Linked DNA regions of Homo sapiens: region 2 is linked to region 1. Evidence: chromatin loops called from intact Hi-C (ENCODE). Cell type or tissue: heart right ventricle. All regions are shown on one strand.

Evidence for each region. Hi-C counts contacts between places; a loop is a spot of excess contacts. Peaks named below come from ENCODE experiments on the same cell type or tissue, not always from the same donor. Only the 100,000 strongest peaks of a DNase experiment are listed, where the experiment ranks them.
Region 2: a loop joins it to region 1, with 2.5 times the contacts of the local background. A loop is called at or near these places in 68 of 110 quality-filtered maps.

The regions. Positions count from the first base shown.
Region 1 is chr1:184,801,906-184,809,905 of GRCh38, reverse strand. NIBAN1 (niban apoptosis regulator 1) reads left to right here. Exons shown (of 14, transcript NM_052966.4): 10 at 1,671-1,832; 11 at 3,850-3,960; 12 at 6,214-6,321. Among named protein-coding and RNA genes, the nearest start is that of EDEM3, 51 kb to the right of the region's middle. In heart right ventricle, a CTCF peak has its summit at 4,149 (motif pointing left); a DNase peak (open chromatin) is centred at 4,145; H3K27ac peaks cover 732 bases.
Region 2 is chr1:185,166,469-185,174,468 of GRCh38, reverse strand. SWT1 (SWT1 RNA endoribonuclease homolog) reads right to left here. Exons shown (of 19, transcript NM_017673.7): 3 at 7,817-7,897; 4 at 6,071-6,129; 5 at 1-97. It also overlaps the pseudogene RPL22P24. Among named protein-coding and RNA genes, the nearest start is that of SWT1, 13 kb to the right of the region's middle. In heart right ventricle, a CTCF peak has its summit at 3,874 (motif pointing right); a DNase peak (open chromatin) is centred at 4,016.

The DNA.
Region 1 (8,000 bases):
GGATTATATTTTATACATTACTCTGCTTATCAGTTTCTCTTCCAAAAATACCCCATGAAACTGTTTCCAAGGTAACTGTTTTAGCTCTAAATCTTTCTTTGTAATGGCTGCATGATGTTTCATGTATGGATACACCATGATTTATTCATTCATCTCAATATTGCTGGCATTATGAATAAAGCATAATAAATTAATATTTTTATGTATACACATATATATGTATATATATATACACACACACATATATATGTGTATATATATATACACACACACATATATATGTGTATATATATATATACACACACATATACCCTGATGTATTTATTTCTATAGTATATTCTCCTAAGACAAGATAGCCAGGTTGAAAGTACATTTCTCATGTTAAAAAATGTTTCCATTGCATTTCAAAAAAAAGGATTTAAATTTTACATTTCCACTAATTGTGTATGATAAGGGCTTTCTCCCCCATACTGCTATCAGCTATAGGTGTTATCATTTGATTAAACTTTTGCCAATCTGATAGGAGCAAAGTGGGAACCCATTTTTCCTCTTCTGTCTGCTTAATTGATATTTTTTAAAAATAGACACATTCCATTTGGTGAGGAGCTGCAAGTTCCACAGCATGCTTTTGATCCTTACTTCACTTCAGTGGACCTCTCCATAACTCACTTCATAAAGGGAGCAGTATTTTCCCTTTAAAGCATAATGAGAGTGGGCCCTCTTAAAATTCCTGTTTAGAGAAATCTAGAAATCTAGATTATCTCTTCTGCGTGAGCTGAAAGTCGGACAGTGCATCTTATATTATTCATATGTAACCTGCCTCACTCCCCAGTTCTCTCTAGAGCCTCCATTTTCAGAACCTTTCTTTCTGCCTTCTTCTGCTCCACCCATTCCCCTGTTTATTTTAAACCTCCAGTATTTCCTTTAAAAAATGATTTTAAACTAAGCTTGGAAAACAGAATGCATTCTGTTGCAACAACATTTGTTGATAACACTTTAGGGCTTTAGCAGGTGAGGTATGATGCTGGAAGCCCAATGGCCTCATTGACTGAGTGCAAACTAGAGTAGGAGGGACCCCAGTTCTTCAAACTGGATACCTCTCCCAGTACAGGGCTCTGCCTATCCACTTCCCATCCACTAGCACCTAAAGCAACCTATAGCAGAGAGAAGCCCTGTGGGCCCTGGCAGATCCTCATAGAATTGTGAGGAACTCTGGCTTCCCTTCCAAAGTCCAGGAGTCCAGGGAGCATCCTGACCTCCCTGGCGTTTTTTGAGAGGAGTGTCACTCACTAAAGAAGATTTTGGAAGCCTGGGGGCCCAGCAGCAACCACGTATCAGAGCCTACCTGTCTGGTTCTTGAGCTCTGGAAGTGGGAGATTAGAGTCCATCAACAGCTTACAAAGACTGGAGTCCCCGTGGGTGCACCGCTGGGTCTTCCTCTCATCCAGTTGGTGTTTCTGCTGGTTTCTGTCCTAGCATTACAGCTACCCTAGGAACCCACTGCAGGAGGAAAATAAGACAGTTGAAGGTGTCACAGATGTAGGGATCCAAGTAGTGATTCACTTTAACAACTTGCATTTGATTGCTTAGAATGTATGTAATATGCAATATATATGCAATACCGCTCCTCATTCTGAGGGTGTTTAATGTTTCCCTTCACCAAAATGCAGCATCTAGACCGGCTTATGAATCTTCCGCTGCATTCCGTGAAGATGGAACCTTGTTATACTAAAGTCAACCTGCTTCACGAGCGCCTGCAGGATCTCAAGAGCCGCTTCAGATTCCCCCACATTGATCTGGTGGTTCAGAGGACACAGAACTACATGCAGGAGGTGGGTGTGGCAGGGGCATCCGTGGTGGATGAGGGTAAAGAGAGAGCAGAGAAATGGGTGCTGGCCAGTGAGACCAGCTGCTAGTGTAGCTCAGGGAAATACGTCGCGTCTCTTTAGCCATCATGTTGCGGGAGGACACGTTCTGTCCCTCCACTGGCTTCATCTTCCATCCATGTGGATGAACATCATAGACAAGACATAGCTCAGAAAAATAAAGTAGCATTAATTGATAACTACTTGATTTGTCAAATCAGTGCTGTAACCTTGGCTACACATTGGAATCACCTGGGGGAAATACTGATGTCCAGGCTGGCGTGCAGTGGCATGATCTTGGCTCACTGCATGCAACCTTTGCCTCCCGGGTTCAAGTGATTGTCTTGCCTCAACTTCCTGAGTAGCTGGGACTACAGGCATGTGCCACCATGTCTGGCTAATTTTTGTATTTTTAGTAGAGATGGGGTTTTTACTGTGTTGGCCAGGCTGGTCTCAAACTCTTGACCTCAAGTGAACTGCCCACCTCGGCCTCCCAAAGTGCTGGGATTACAGGCATAAGCCACCACACCCAGCCTATATGGCTACTTTTTGATAGAACTTCCCTACCCTGATTCCTACTGTTTCTAATATGCAGCCAGGATTGAGAGCCACTGGCTTAAATTAATTCCCTAACGTAATTAAGAGTAAACCAATCAATCAATCACAGCTTCATATTTGAATTTCTTGAGTCTACTTGACAGGTTTCTTTTTTTTTTTTTTCATAAGGAACCTTTTCCCCAGTAACAGGAATGAATAGCACAAACTCCTTCCGTATTATAGTGTTTCCTAAATGAATAAGGGGTACGGTCACCAAAGCTCTAAAGGACACCATGCCATTTCACACAGATATTCTGAGGAGAGATTACTGTGGGCCGGACACTGTACCAGATCCCACTTCAGGGAGCTTGAGTGAGACAAATTCTTAGATAAATTCACTACAATGTTGAAGGTATGATAAAGGTATATATTGTGGCCAGGCACAGTGGCTCACGCCTGTAATCCCAGCATTTTGGGAGACCGAGGCGGGTGGATCACTTGAAGTCAGGAGTTTAAGACCAGCCTGGCCAACATGGTGAAACCCCATCTCTACTAAAAATACAAAAAAATTAGCTGGGCATGGTGGTGCACACCTGTAGTCCCAGCTACTTGGAGGCTGAAGCACGAGACTCGCTTGAACCCTGGAGGCAGAGGTTGCAGTGAACCAAGAGTGTGCCACTGCACTACTCCAGCCTGGATGACAAAGTGAAACCGTGTCTCAAAAAAAAAAAAAAAAAAAAAGGTATATATTGGATGCTTTGGGACCACGGGCTTGGGGAAGAAAGGAGAACTTTTTTTTTCATAAAGGTTATGGGCAGGATTAAGTGATACATTTTAGCTAACTAACCCTTGAGTTGTGAGGGATGAAAGAGGAACGAGGAACAAAATTGGGCAACAGTTTAGCAGAAGTCTCTTTCGTAATACTGGACCCTGGTGACGGGAACACAGGCAAAGGTGCAGAGAATAAGATACCTGAACTACTTCTGCTTTCTGACCCATGAACATGTCAGCCACTGTCCCCACCCATCCCTGACCCTGCCTCTCTTCCCAGCCCTGCAGAGAGAGGGAGAGATAAGCTGTGGAGCGGTTTACATCTACTTAAAGTGGAGGTGCCACCAAAAACTAGTTGAAGAAGGCTCCAGCCTCATCCCTTAATCAGTGGCTGCAGGTATCAAAGAATAGGAGTGCCCACGGGAGATGACAGAATGCTTGCTCAGTCCCATGGCCTTGGGTTTTCCAACTTCTTCCTGCTCCCACTGTGACCACGTGACCATTTGTTTCACAGCCCTGGTGATGGGGTGATGTTGCCTTGGGTACCCCCACCGAATAGCAGCCGAGGGGACTCATCTCTGATGGCCCCTACTCTGCAGTCCCACTTAGCCAGGCCTGTGGGTGGTGATCCCAGCCCCTGACTGTTGTCTGTTTCTGTGTCGCTTCTGGTTTCTAGCTAATGGAGAATGCAGTGTTCACTTTTGAGCAGTTGCTTTCCCCACATCTCCAAGGAGAGGCCTCCAAAACTGCAGTTGCCATTGAGAAGGTTAAACTCCGAGTCTTAAAGGTAAAACCGTTCTCTTGTTTGTGGGAAGCATAAAAAGAGAACGTGACCCCTGTTTCTTTTGTAAAGTGGAAAATACCAAGTTCTCTCCTTGGCTCTAATCTTTCCCCACTCCTTTCTCTCCCAAGTCCAGTGACTGTCAGTCCGCTGCAGTTTCTCCAGTGTGACTTCCATGCCTCTTCTGCCATCTAGCGGCCACTGCTGGTCCTCAGCATCATTACCCACAGCTACAGGCCCCGCGTCCCAGCCTTCATAGAGATCCAACTCGACAAACACGTATTAGCTGTCCACTATAAGCACTGCATGGGATGTAAAAGTAGGCAAGGCACAGCCTCTTTCTTCAAAGAGGTTACAATATAGTAAAATCCATTAAACTGGCGAATAATTTATTGATTTTGAAAAATCAGAACCTCATGGCAAAGGAAATACTCCAAAGAAAAGAAATCTACCATATGAAATTGTTTTAAATGTACTTCAGAGTGTTTATTAAAATAGTTTTAATAATAGGAGCTTTCACATATATGTTATATTTTAAAGCCTCTTACCTGATCCCCACAAGAACTTGTGCATTAACTAGAATATTCCCCCATTGTACAGATGAGGAACTGATTCTGTAAAAGCTAATGTGACTTAATTAAGCTCAACAGGCTGATCAATGGTGAGCTTAAGGATAAACGATCATACACCTAGTCCACTAATTTTTTTTACTGCCTTCTAGTTCCCCTAAACATTGCCTTGGAACAGAAGATCAAAGTCCCACAGAGCCTAGGGGTGGTCTCTGAATTTCAGACTTGATCTTGATGCCTCACAGGCAAGAGGAAACTCTAGCAACTAAATCATTGATATTAAAAACAATATTGGGGCCGGGCACAGTGGCTCACGCCTGTAATCCCAGCACTTTGGGAGGCCGAGGCGGGCAGATCACGAGGTCAGGAGATCGAGACCATCCTGGCTAACACGGTGAAACCCCGTCTCTACTAAAAATACAAAAAACTAGCCGGGTGTGGTGGTGGGCACCTGTAGTCCTAGCTACTCGGGAGGCTGAGACAGGAGAATGGCGTGAACCTGGGAGGTGGAGCTTGCAGTGAGCGGAGATTGTGCCACTATACTCCAGCTCTGGGTGGCAGAGTGAGACTCTATCTCAAAAAACAAAAAACAAAAAAACAAAAAAAAAAACACCAATATTGCTCATGATAACACACATAATGATGAAATTGCAATGCAACTAAAAAAAAAAAGATAGTGTCAGTGTCAAATGCTTTAGCGTACAGAAAGAAAGGAAGAAAAAATGTAGAAAGGTGTTGAAATATTAGGACCTCAGGTTTCAAAGAGATTTTGAGTGCCTTTAGTTCAACTTCATATTCAGTGTTCAGCAGGTTCCCTCAAGGGGTGGTCCCACTAGTGCTCCGACACCTGCACTGGCAGGATACTTTCTACCTCTCAGGATAGCCCATTTTAGTTCTTGACAGCAAGAACATGCTTTCTCATGTTAGGCCAAAGTTCTCACCACTGGTTATTCCAGTTCTACCCCCTTCATTCATAACCTTCTTCCACGTGGCAGCCTTTGGTTGTTTGAATAGAGTTATAACTTGCCCTAACTTATTATCTCCAGTATAAACACCTTCATCTCTTTAACTATTCTTCACTTGGCCTGACCATTCTTCTCGCTGCCTATGACTATACTCTTATTTATCTGTGATCCCCTTGAAGTGAGATCCACAATTAAATCCTGGTCTCCATGTTGGGATGTCCAATGCAGAACAGACAGAATCGTCATCTTTCTTGTTCTGGATACTGAACTTCTTTGGTTAACATGTCACAGTGTTAATGGAGCCACTAGCCAGGCCTTCTCTTCCCTTGTTCAAATCATTACAACCCACTGACCCTGGTTTGAAGATGTGGAGTAATAGATGATCATGGTTTCCATGGACCTACCTGGGACAGGAGTAATAAAATACAAACTCACCCCCCAGTTCTATCCCCAACTTCTTTATAATGCAGAACTCACCATTCTGTTTTGATCTTGCCTCAGTTTCCATACCTGTAAAAGGTAAGAGTGAGATGGGTCATTATCAGTTATAACCTGTGCCTGCAGTGTGAGGGAATTACATGGAAAGATCTCTGAGGCCTTGGAAATACAAGAGTTCTCAGACATTAGGAGGAAAAGAGAGGTGAAGTGGGTGGCTGAGTTTTTTGAGTAAACATAAGTCAACAGATTGTAATGTTACTATTTAACATATGTTTCTTTATTGACAGCAATATGATTATGACAGCAGCACCATCCGAAAGAAGATATTTCAAGAGGCACTAGTTCAAATCACACTTCCCACTGTGCAGAAGGCACTGGCGTCCACATGCAAACCAGTAAGGGGATGAGTTACCCTAAAGAGCTTGCTCTTCTTACCTCTGAAGTTCAAACAAGTTCTTTTGTGATGTGTACTGGCAAACAGCAGACTAGACCAGGGAGGGATTGGCAGACATTTTTGTAAATGGTCAGATAGTAAATATTTTAAGCTTCATGGACTGCACTATTTCTGTTGCAACTATTCAGCTCTGCTGTTGTAGCACACAAACAGCCATTGACTATATATAAACAGACTTTATTTGCAAAAACAAGATGCTAGCCAGATATGCTGACCCCTGGACTAGACAAAATCTCAAAGGGCAGTGATCTGAATTTGAGCCAAACTAGGGGTTGACATAGAATACCTAAGGATACCAGGTGTTTCTCATTATAGTATGACTCATAGGTCCAACGTGTCCTCTGAAACTTGACCACTGTATCCAAAAAAGATATTAGCTAACATAATTACAGGATATTTGTTCTGTTAAATCCAGCAATGTTGTTTAATGAAATCAATGAAACCACTTAAAACCTCTACAAACATTGAGCATCCAGTGAGAACCATGATTGCGAGGGTGTGACTTCATCTGTAGAGCAGAGCAATGGGCCAGCAGAGACTGAAAACAGCTCTGGGAGGAGGTATTATTTATATCCTCATGGTACAAATGAGGAAACCTGAGTGGTTAAGCCACTGAGCCGAGGCCACAGACCTGGTGACCACCAGAGTGTGAACCCAGTTCTTGCTTACCTAAAACATGATAGGCACTCAGAAAATGGTATCAAGTACTACTACCACTATTATTATTACTACTTCTACATTTCAAAAATAATCTATTAACCTGAAGCAAGGCCTGCTCCGTTTTGGAGCAAATGATAAAGAGGTTTTTGGAATTTAAAAAAGGGCTTTTTGGCAGCTCGGAGAGTCTCCAAGCACTGGAACGTTAAAATCCTTTGCATAAGTTATTTTACTGCAACATGTCATTGGTCATTTTTATAGTCTGTAAGTGCTGTTTTCCTTCACATCCTCATAGCGTATTAGATATATTTGGCATTTATTTGTGGGGCATATTTCTTTCATAGGAAAGGATTTGATTAAGCCAAGGGATTGACCTTTGGCCTTACATGGCAGAACAGTTCAGCAGCCAAATGATGATGGTGTCCACTGCTAGGTGGGTTTGCACACAGATGTTCTGCTTAGGATTTTTTTTTTCAATCACAAAGGCAGTTTGGGGGCCTCAGATCCACCTTCTCTCAGGAGAAAGGTAAGGAGAGTTCTCCTTCTCATCGGCTCCCCTCTTTCCAAGCATCAACATAGTGTGCTGTGCCCAATCTGTAAGAGGCTCTTGTAATTTTTTAATCAGGAGGCATTGATTTCAAAAGAGCCTGTGACCCAGAGGTTTTGGTAATGGAGGATATTATATCAGCATCAAGAGCTTTTTAAAAATCTGGATTTGCAGAATAGATGAATGAGGGGATTATCTGCTTCCTAGAAGGAGTCTTTATTTTGCTAAAGTGCATTTCCCTTGGTTCTATAAGTAGCAGCTTCCTAGATCTGTGGTACTCAGCCTCAGCCCAAGCTGTGTATTAGAATTGTCTGGGGAACTGTGAAAAAAATGATTCTGACTCCCCAACACCTACCTTCAGAGATACCAAATTAATTGGCCCAGGGAAGTAAACCTATGGCCCTGTTCAATCAATT
Region 2 (8,000 bases), 360 kb before region 1:
ATCATTTGAATATGATGCTTCTTTGAGTTTAATAGGTCTTTGGGATGAAGAACCGATTTTTGGTCTCCTTCTGAGAGTGTCAATTTCTACACTCAATCTGTAAAACAGCACAGAAACCTAGGTTACATTATAATTATACATAATGTTGCACTCTATCATTTTAGTTAGAATAACAGAATTGGGCTGACATTAAGCTTCATAAAAAGTAGAAATAGCTACATTAAGAATGAAGTGGAAAGGATTACTCACTTAATGGTGTTAGAATAATTAGTTTGCTATTTGGAAAAAAAAATTACAACTTTAAATAGTAACAAACAACATAAATTCCAAATGGACTAAATGCTTAAGTGTAAAATAATTATTATTATCATAATAATTTTGTGCTTCATATTAAACCCTTAAAAACCAGTGAGGAAAAACAGAACGTATGTGTGATTTCATTTTTTTTGAGACGGGTTCTCACTCTGTTGCCTAGGCTAGAGTGCAGTGATGCAAACATGGCTCACTGCAGCTTCAACCTCCCAGGCTCAGGAAATCCTTCTACCTCCCAGACTACCACGTAACTGGGACTACAGGAGCATGCCACAATGCCTAGCTAATTTTTGTAATTTTTTTGTAGTGACAAGGTTTTGCTATGTTGCCCAGGCTGGTCTCAAACTCCTGGGCTCAAGCAATCCACTTGCCTCGGCCTCCCAAGGTGCTGGGATTACAGGTGTGAGCCACTGTACCCCGGCCTATCCGATTTCTCTTTTTCTTTTTTTGAGACAGCGCCTCACTTTGTCACCAGGCTGGAGTGCAGTGGCGCGATCTTGGCTCACTCCAAACTCAACATATCAGGCTCAAGAGATCCTCCTGCCTCAGCCTCCTGAGTAGCTGGCACTACAGATGCACACTACCACATCTGGCTAATTTTTGTATTTTTTTTTTTTTTTTTTTTTGGTAGAGACAGGGTTTCACCATGTTGCCCAGGCTGGTCGAACTCCTGGGCTCAAGCAATCTGCCCACCTTAGCCTCCCCAGTGTGCTGAGGCTACAGGCATGAGCCACTACGCCCAACCTGATTTCTTAATAGAGAACTTCCCAAACTTAAAAACAGTGGGAGAAATAACAAAGGATAACACTGATAATATGTGACTATTTACTTTAAAACTTTAGCGTATTAAAAATTAATAAAAATTTAAAGAACTAGGAAATGGTATTTGTTAGATGTACTAACTTCTAGCAAAATAATGTTAATAAGCTTACTAGCCTTAGTAGATAAAAAGCTCACCAAAAACTACTAAGATTCTAGAATAGGGCATAAACAGAAAATTAATAAAAGAAAACAGCTAATAAACATTTTTAAAAAGTTTGACTTCTCTAGCAATCACAGACATGCTAATAATAACAATAACATACCATTTTCTTCTTTTTTTTTTTTTTTTTTTGAGACGGAGTCTCGCTTTGTCGCCAGGCTGGACTGCAGTGGTGCAATCTTGGCTCACCACAACCTCCGCCTCCCAGGTTCAAGCGATTCCCCTGCCTCAGCCTCCCAAGTAGCTGGGACTACAGGCACACACCACCACGCCCGGCTAGTTTTTTGTATTTTAGTAGAGACGGGGTTTCATCATGTTGGCCAGGATGGTCTCGATTTGACCTCGTGATCTGCCCACCTCGGCCTCCCAAAGTGCTGGGATTACAGGTGTGAGCCACCGCAGCTGGCCCATACCATTTTCTTCTATCAAATTAGCAAAGATTTTACAATAACATCAAATACTCGCAAGGGGTTGTAAAATGGACACTCTCACATGTTGCTGGTAGAAATGTAAAACAACATAACAGTCCCACAAAGAAATGTGAATATAAATTAAAAACTCTAAAAATGGTCATTTTTTTACATCTGAAATTCTCATTTTAGAAACCATACCAAGGTGAAGAAAATCACACATGAAAAAAATATTAAAAGATATTTAATTCAGGATTACTTATAATAGCAAAACAATCAGGTACAAAGTAACTGCTAAAATTTTGGAAATGACTTTAAAAAGTGACATATTCATATGACGGAATATCACAGTTTTTTAAAAGGATGTTTATGAAAAGTCTTCAGTGACATAAAACATATTGAAAATCAAAAACAAGCAGGATACAAATCTGTACATATAATATGGTCTCAACATCTTAAACAAGCATAGTAAAAAGGCCAGAAAGGTGCTAAAATGTTAGAAACAGCAATAGCTAGAGGTGATAATTATATTTTCCTGCTTAATAAAAGTAGATATTACTTTGTAGTGAGAAAAAAAGGGGAAAAATGTCAAACACAATCTATTAATTTATATCAGTAAATGTGTGCCTTTTCAGTGCCATCACTCTGGTAGGCACCCAAGAGGCAGTAGAGGACACAGCAGATAGAGTCTTTACCCTTAATTAGGTTACAGCCCAGCAAGAGAGACACATTTAACAAGTGACTTCTCAAATAATTAATTATGTAAGAGCAAACCATAAACAGAGTTTTTATAGGAGTTTCACCTGAGTTTTCATCATATATGCATGCATGAATGTAGGTATGTCTTTGTTGGTTTGACAGAGTCTCAATCTATCACCCAGGCTGAAGTGCAGTGGTGGCATGCGCCTGTAGTCCCAGCTACTTACTTGGGAGGCTGAAGTGGGAGGATCACTTGAGCCCAAGAGTTGGAGGCTGCAGTGAGCCGAGACTGTGCCACTGCACTCCAGCCTAGGCAACAGAAAAAAAAAATGCCCTTTCTGCCTTCACTGCCACCATGGCATCCATGAAAAACCTTGTGGTAAAGGGGGGCAAAAAAAAAAGAAGCAGGTTCTGAAGTTCACTCTTGATTGCACCCACCCCATAGAAGACGGATCATGGATGCTGCCAATTTTGAGCAGTTTTTGCAAGAGAGGATCAAAGTGAGCAGAAAAGCTAGGAATGTCATTGGAGGGGTTGTGATCAAAAGGAGCAAGGGCAAGATCACCATGACTTCCGAGATGCCTCTTCCCAAAAGGTATTTGAAATAAGAAATATTTGAAGAAGAACAATCTACGTGATTGGACGTGCGTAACTGCTAACAGCAAAAGGGGTTATGAATTACGTTACTTCCAAATTAACCAGAACAAACAAGAGGAGGAAGACGAGGATTAAAATTCACTTATGTGGAATATTTTATACGAATTCTTGAATAAAACTTGGGAACCAAAATGGTGGTTCATCCTTGTATCTGTGCAGTATGGATTGAACAGAAAATTAGAAATCACAGTCAAAGGGCTTCATTCGGGATGCCATGCACTCATTTGTAACTAGACTTTTTTTTTTTTCCTGTTTGAAAATTTCAATTCTAATGGTAATACCAGAATAGAAGGAGACGGTGACTTTAGGGGAACTGACAACCATTGGGCAGGTAGATGAGGGTGGGGAGATGTAGGCTAGAGGTAGTCACTGTTTTATTTTAAAAAGTGTGACTGTCAATCGTCTCTGGTGCTTTTCTCAAAAAATGATTCAGGAATACAAGTGGGCTTCTCTCATTACTTAAAAGAAAACAGGTGACGTCTGCCTAAGATTCCCTGTGGAAAATGACAGTGTCAATAAAATGCAGGTTTCTGGGCCCTTCATCTTTCTTTTTTTATTATAAATTTGTCTTGATGTACACAATTATGTATACTAATCCTTTTCTTCCTATAGTCCTATAGAAAGAAACAGTGCTCCTTCAGCACTGCTGCATAGTCCATCACCCACCATAAAAGGTCTGGACAACGACTGTTAAAAAGTCCCAGGTTCTAAATTAAGTAAATGCGTACAAGAATGAGTTTATACATAATCTGTTTCTACAGGTCTTTGCAACAAACTGTCACTTTGGTTTCCAGCAGAGGGAGCTAGAGGAATAGAGCTTCCAGATGTGGCCTCCTGTGTGGGACCCAGAGTTAGGGGCCCTTTGTGCCGAGAGCTCTGGAGGCTCTCCTGAATGGGGGCACGAAGAAGTCACTGGGAAACCTCCCATGCCAAGGAGACATGAGGTACCCAGGGAACAGCTGCTTCATGCTACTTAGGCCATGACAGGATTTAATGTCAGAAGTCATTGTACAAACAGTGGTGTGCCTCAGTGCGTACAAAGGCTAGAGAACCACCAGAGGGGGCTACCAAAGTTAGGAAGACAGAATTGTTGCAGCCAGTGACTTTGAAAGAGACCCTGATGCCTTGTGGTGCCCTTCAGAAACTGGAACAATAACGCAGAAGTGTCTGCTCTGTTTTAGAATTTACGGTGTATAAAATTCAGGTTTTTAAAAGAGCTTGCCTACAGTTGGTTTCCACACCTGAAACTGTTGTGCTCTGAGAGTTGCAAAGCTGAAAATTGAATGTTCAAATTCTACCTTGGCTCCAATTTAACATTTGGTGCTTTGTGGATTGAGTTGAACATGCTGAGGCTTTGCAATTTCACTTATGGTAACGGCTCTAGCATTTTCTCTTTCTGTGCAAATTTCTTTGAAGCAGAATTGCTTGCATATTTCTTCTCTGCCTTCAGAGAAGGCAGTTTCTTTCAGACTTCACTGAGGCATCAATAGCTCTTTGGCAATGTCCCTTACCATGATCATTAACTCATTAACTATAAGTTTGTGCCTTGAGTTTACAAATTTTACTTGTGTGTTGCATTGATGTTCCCATGTAGTAATTTTTAGTTTAGCTGTAAAAAAAAAAAAAAATTAATCCTGGGCTGAAGTTAGCATTTAAGTTCTGAAAAAAAAATTGTGTGTGTAGAGATGGGGTCTCACTACATCGCCCAGGCTGGTCTCAAACTCCTGGCCTCAAGCCTTCCTCCCACCTCGGCCTCCCAAAGTGCTGGGAATACAGGTATGACCCATTGTGCCCAGCTTCTTGCTTATATTTTTACTGCTAATACATTTCTATGTATTCAAATCATGGAACAGGAATTACAGTAATGGTGCACTGTAACCGCCTTTCCAAATGATAAAATTATCTCTAATTTTTCATCTGTATTATGGCTTTCACTGTTTGCACACCAATTTCAGAAACTTCTCTAGAGCTGAATTAATACGGAGATTTTTATAAAACATTTTATATTTTACCCTCTTGTATATATTGATATAATATCAAGGGCCAAAAAATGTGTCCTTAAACAAAAGGTAACTAGTTTAAAGTCAAATAGTGTTTTAGAACTTAAAATTTAAAAAAAAAAAAAAAAAGGATATCAGTGTAAAAGGCATTAAAATGGTTCAAAAAATGTAGCAAGGGATAGTCAACATAATATGAAATTAGTGCAAGAATATACTTCAACAGAGAATAACACAGAAGCAAAGTATCAGGAGATGATTCAGAAGAAAAAGTGAACAAAAGACAGAGGCGAGTTGAATTTTTTTGTTTTTAGCAAACACTAACTGAGATTGTTTGGGAAGCAGAGCTTTTATTTGTAATATTTAATGCCATCTTACTTGTTTTCCCTTAACTTCTTATTTTTGGAGAAACCTTGATCTTACCAAGTTTTATCACACGTTATAACTTTGTATACTTATTTATCCCCATTAGCAGCAAGTACTTTCTGCACCAAAATTTCACTGAAATTTTTATCCAAAAAGTGCAGAAATTAAAGAATAATAATTTCCATTATTCCAACCATCATTCCCCAAGTTCTCTAGCTATAATCACATACTGGTTAATCAACACGGTTTTAAAGCCATATCAATTCTATAAGATACATACTCTCTTCACGGGTAATATATGAAAATGATTTATCCAAAATCTCTAAATTAGCCTCATAACTTACTTCACTAGTGTATGTAATGAAGTTACGCATGTTACAATCATGTGCCAAAATCAAATCACTTGAGATTAAAATGCACATTTGAGTGTCATTTACACAATAGTTTTCATAGATTTTTATTTCACTCAACTTTTTCTTAAATATAGTTAATATTAAGACAATTCTATAATCATAATCAGTTATATAGCTAGAGATATTTGCATGCAAAGCAGTCCTCTTCAAAGTAAATAAAAAAAATTTTTAAATCCAAATATTTAGTCTCATAATTCTAAACCAAAACAGTAAAAAGAAAAAGGAGAAATTTACCTTTTCAGTCCTTGTCTTCTTTTTATATTATAGTACAGAACATCTGTATGATCTGATTTCTGAAATAAATAAAAAAAGGACACATAAATTGTGCACTGGTACATATTTTTTTCCACAGTTTATGATAGTGAATAGGCTGACACAATACTTTTACTTAATCTTTCCAGTAATCCGGTGAGATGGATATTATCATCATCCCCGTTTCACAAAACTCAAACAGAGGTAGGCATCTTCCTTAAAGTCACAGAGCAAGTCCACAGCAGAGCAGTCATCTGTCATCTGTAAATAGATCTGTCTGACTCTCTCTACGCTACCATCCTATCTCTCTACGTACTCTGAGGAAACTGGGCCAAGCACAAGAAAGGTAAGAGAGACATAAAATATAATCCATGTCCTAAAGAGCTTAGAGCTTATAGTTTTACATAAAATAATAAAGACGAGAAGTAGAACATGTACAAATAACCTACTATAATGATGTAAGTAAGTGTCAAAGCAGAAGAGTCAAAAAGTGCTAAAACAGTTCAAAATACCAACCACCTAAAGAGGAAAAGTACCTAGGAAAACAGGTGGACAAAATAACAATAAATAATAAAGCTTGAAAGACGAGTAAAAGAAGGCATTCTGAGAAACTGAGGATAACTGGTATAAATTCAGCAGAAAGAAAATAAACCAGCCTAGCGAAAGGCAAGAGGGCCTCTTTCAAGGAAGAAGGGAAAACAACAAAAAAAAGAAAACTGGATAGTTAAGGTATGAACAAATTTGAGAGAGCCCTGAATGGCAAATAGTGAGTAAAGATTTTCAGCAGAGGAGAAATGGGATGAAATCGGTGTTTCAAGAAGGTTAATATTGCAAAAATAAATAGAAACCGCAGCTTAATTATATGAAAACAAGTAAATTCTTAAAACATAATTCTGCATCCCTGGAACTTCCACTACCTTATCTTATACCCACCACAACTATGTAGCTATCCTGGATATGTACATAACTTCAACCTGAATGTTCTAAGTACATTACCACTAACCTATGGATTAGCGTATTGTGTTTAATCTGCTGTCACTGTTTCTAACTATTTGTATGACAGTGGAAAGAACTCTGGACTTGGCTCTGTTGCTGTACACAGTTTTGTGGCCTTGGAAAAGTCACTTAACCTTCTAGACTTCGATTTCTGAATCTGAAAATGCAAACAATGTATCTGCCTTGGCTACCTCAAAAGGAGACAAATATAACCTCTGGGAGGCTGAGGCGGGCAGATCACTTGAGGTCAGGAGTTTGAGACCATCCTGGTCAACAAGGTAAAACCCTTTCTCTACTAAAAATACAAAAATTAGCTGAGCCTGGTGGTGCACGCCTGTAATCCCAGCTACTAAGGAGCCTGAGGCAGGAGAATCGCTTGAACACAGGAGGTAGAGGTTGCAGTGAGCCAAGGTGGCACCACTGCACTCCAGCCTGGGGCAACAGAGTAAGACTCTGTCTCAAAAAAAATATATATATATAAAACCATATATATGTGAGAGGACTTAAGAACTGTCTAAATTTATAGCCATGACAGTTGTCTAATCCCACATGGTAGGGCCTAACAGTACAAGAAATAATAAAACTTGATAAATGGTTTGGTGAGTAGAAGAAAGAAAACAACACTGACTTTCTATTGGCTATCAAAAAGTATAGGAGGAATTTATATCACAAACACTGTCGATTAAAACTTTAGCATAAATAACTTTTAGTTAGTTATATCTAGACACTCACCAGTTTTCTCTTTTCTGATGAAACTGATCTTATAGAAGATGAACTAGTAGAACTTGCTGGGGTTTTTCTCTCTTTCTTGTCCTAAGAATGCAATAAAGAAAATGAATTTTAAAAAGCACAAAATAAAGCATAGTATAAACAGAACTATTTCATCACTAGTATTACAAATCAACATTTACATTCA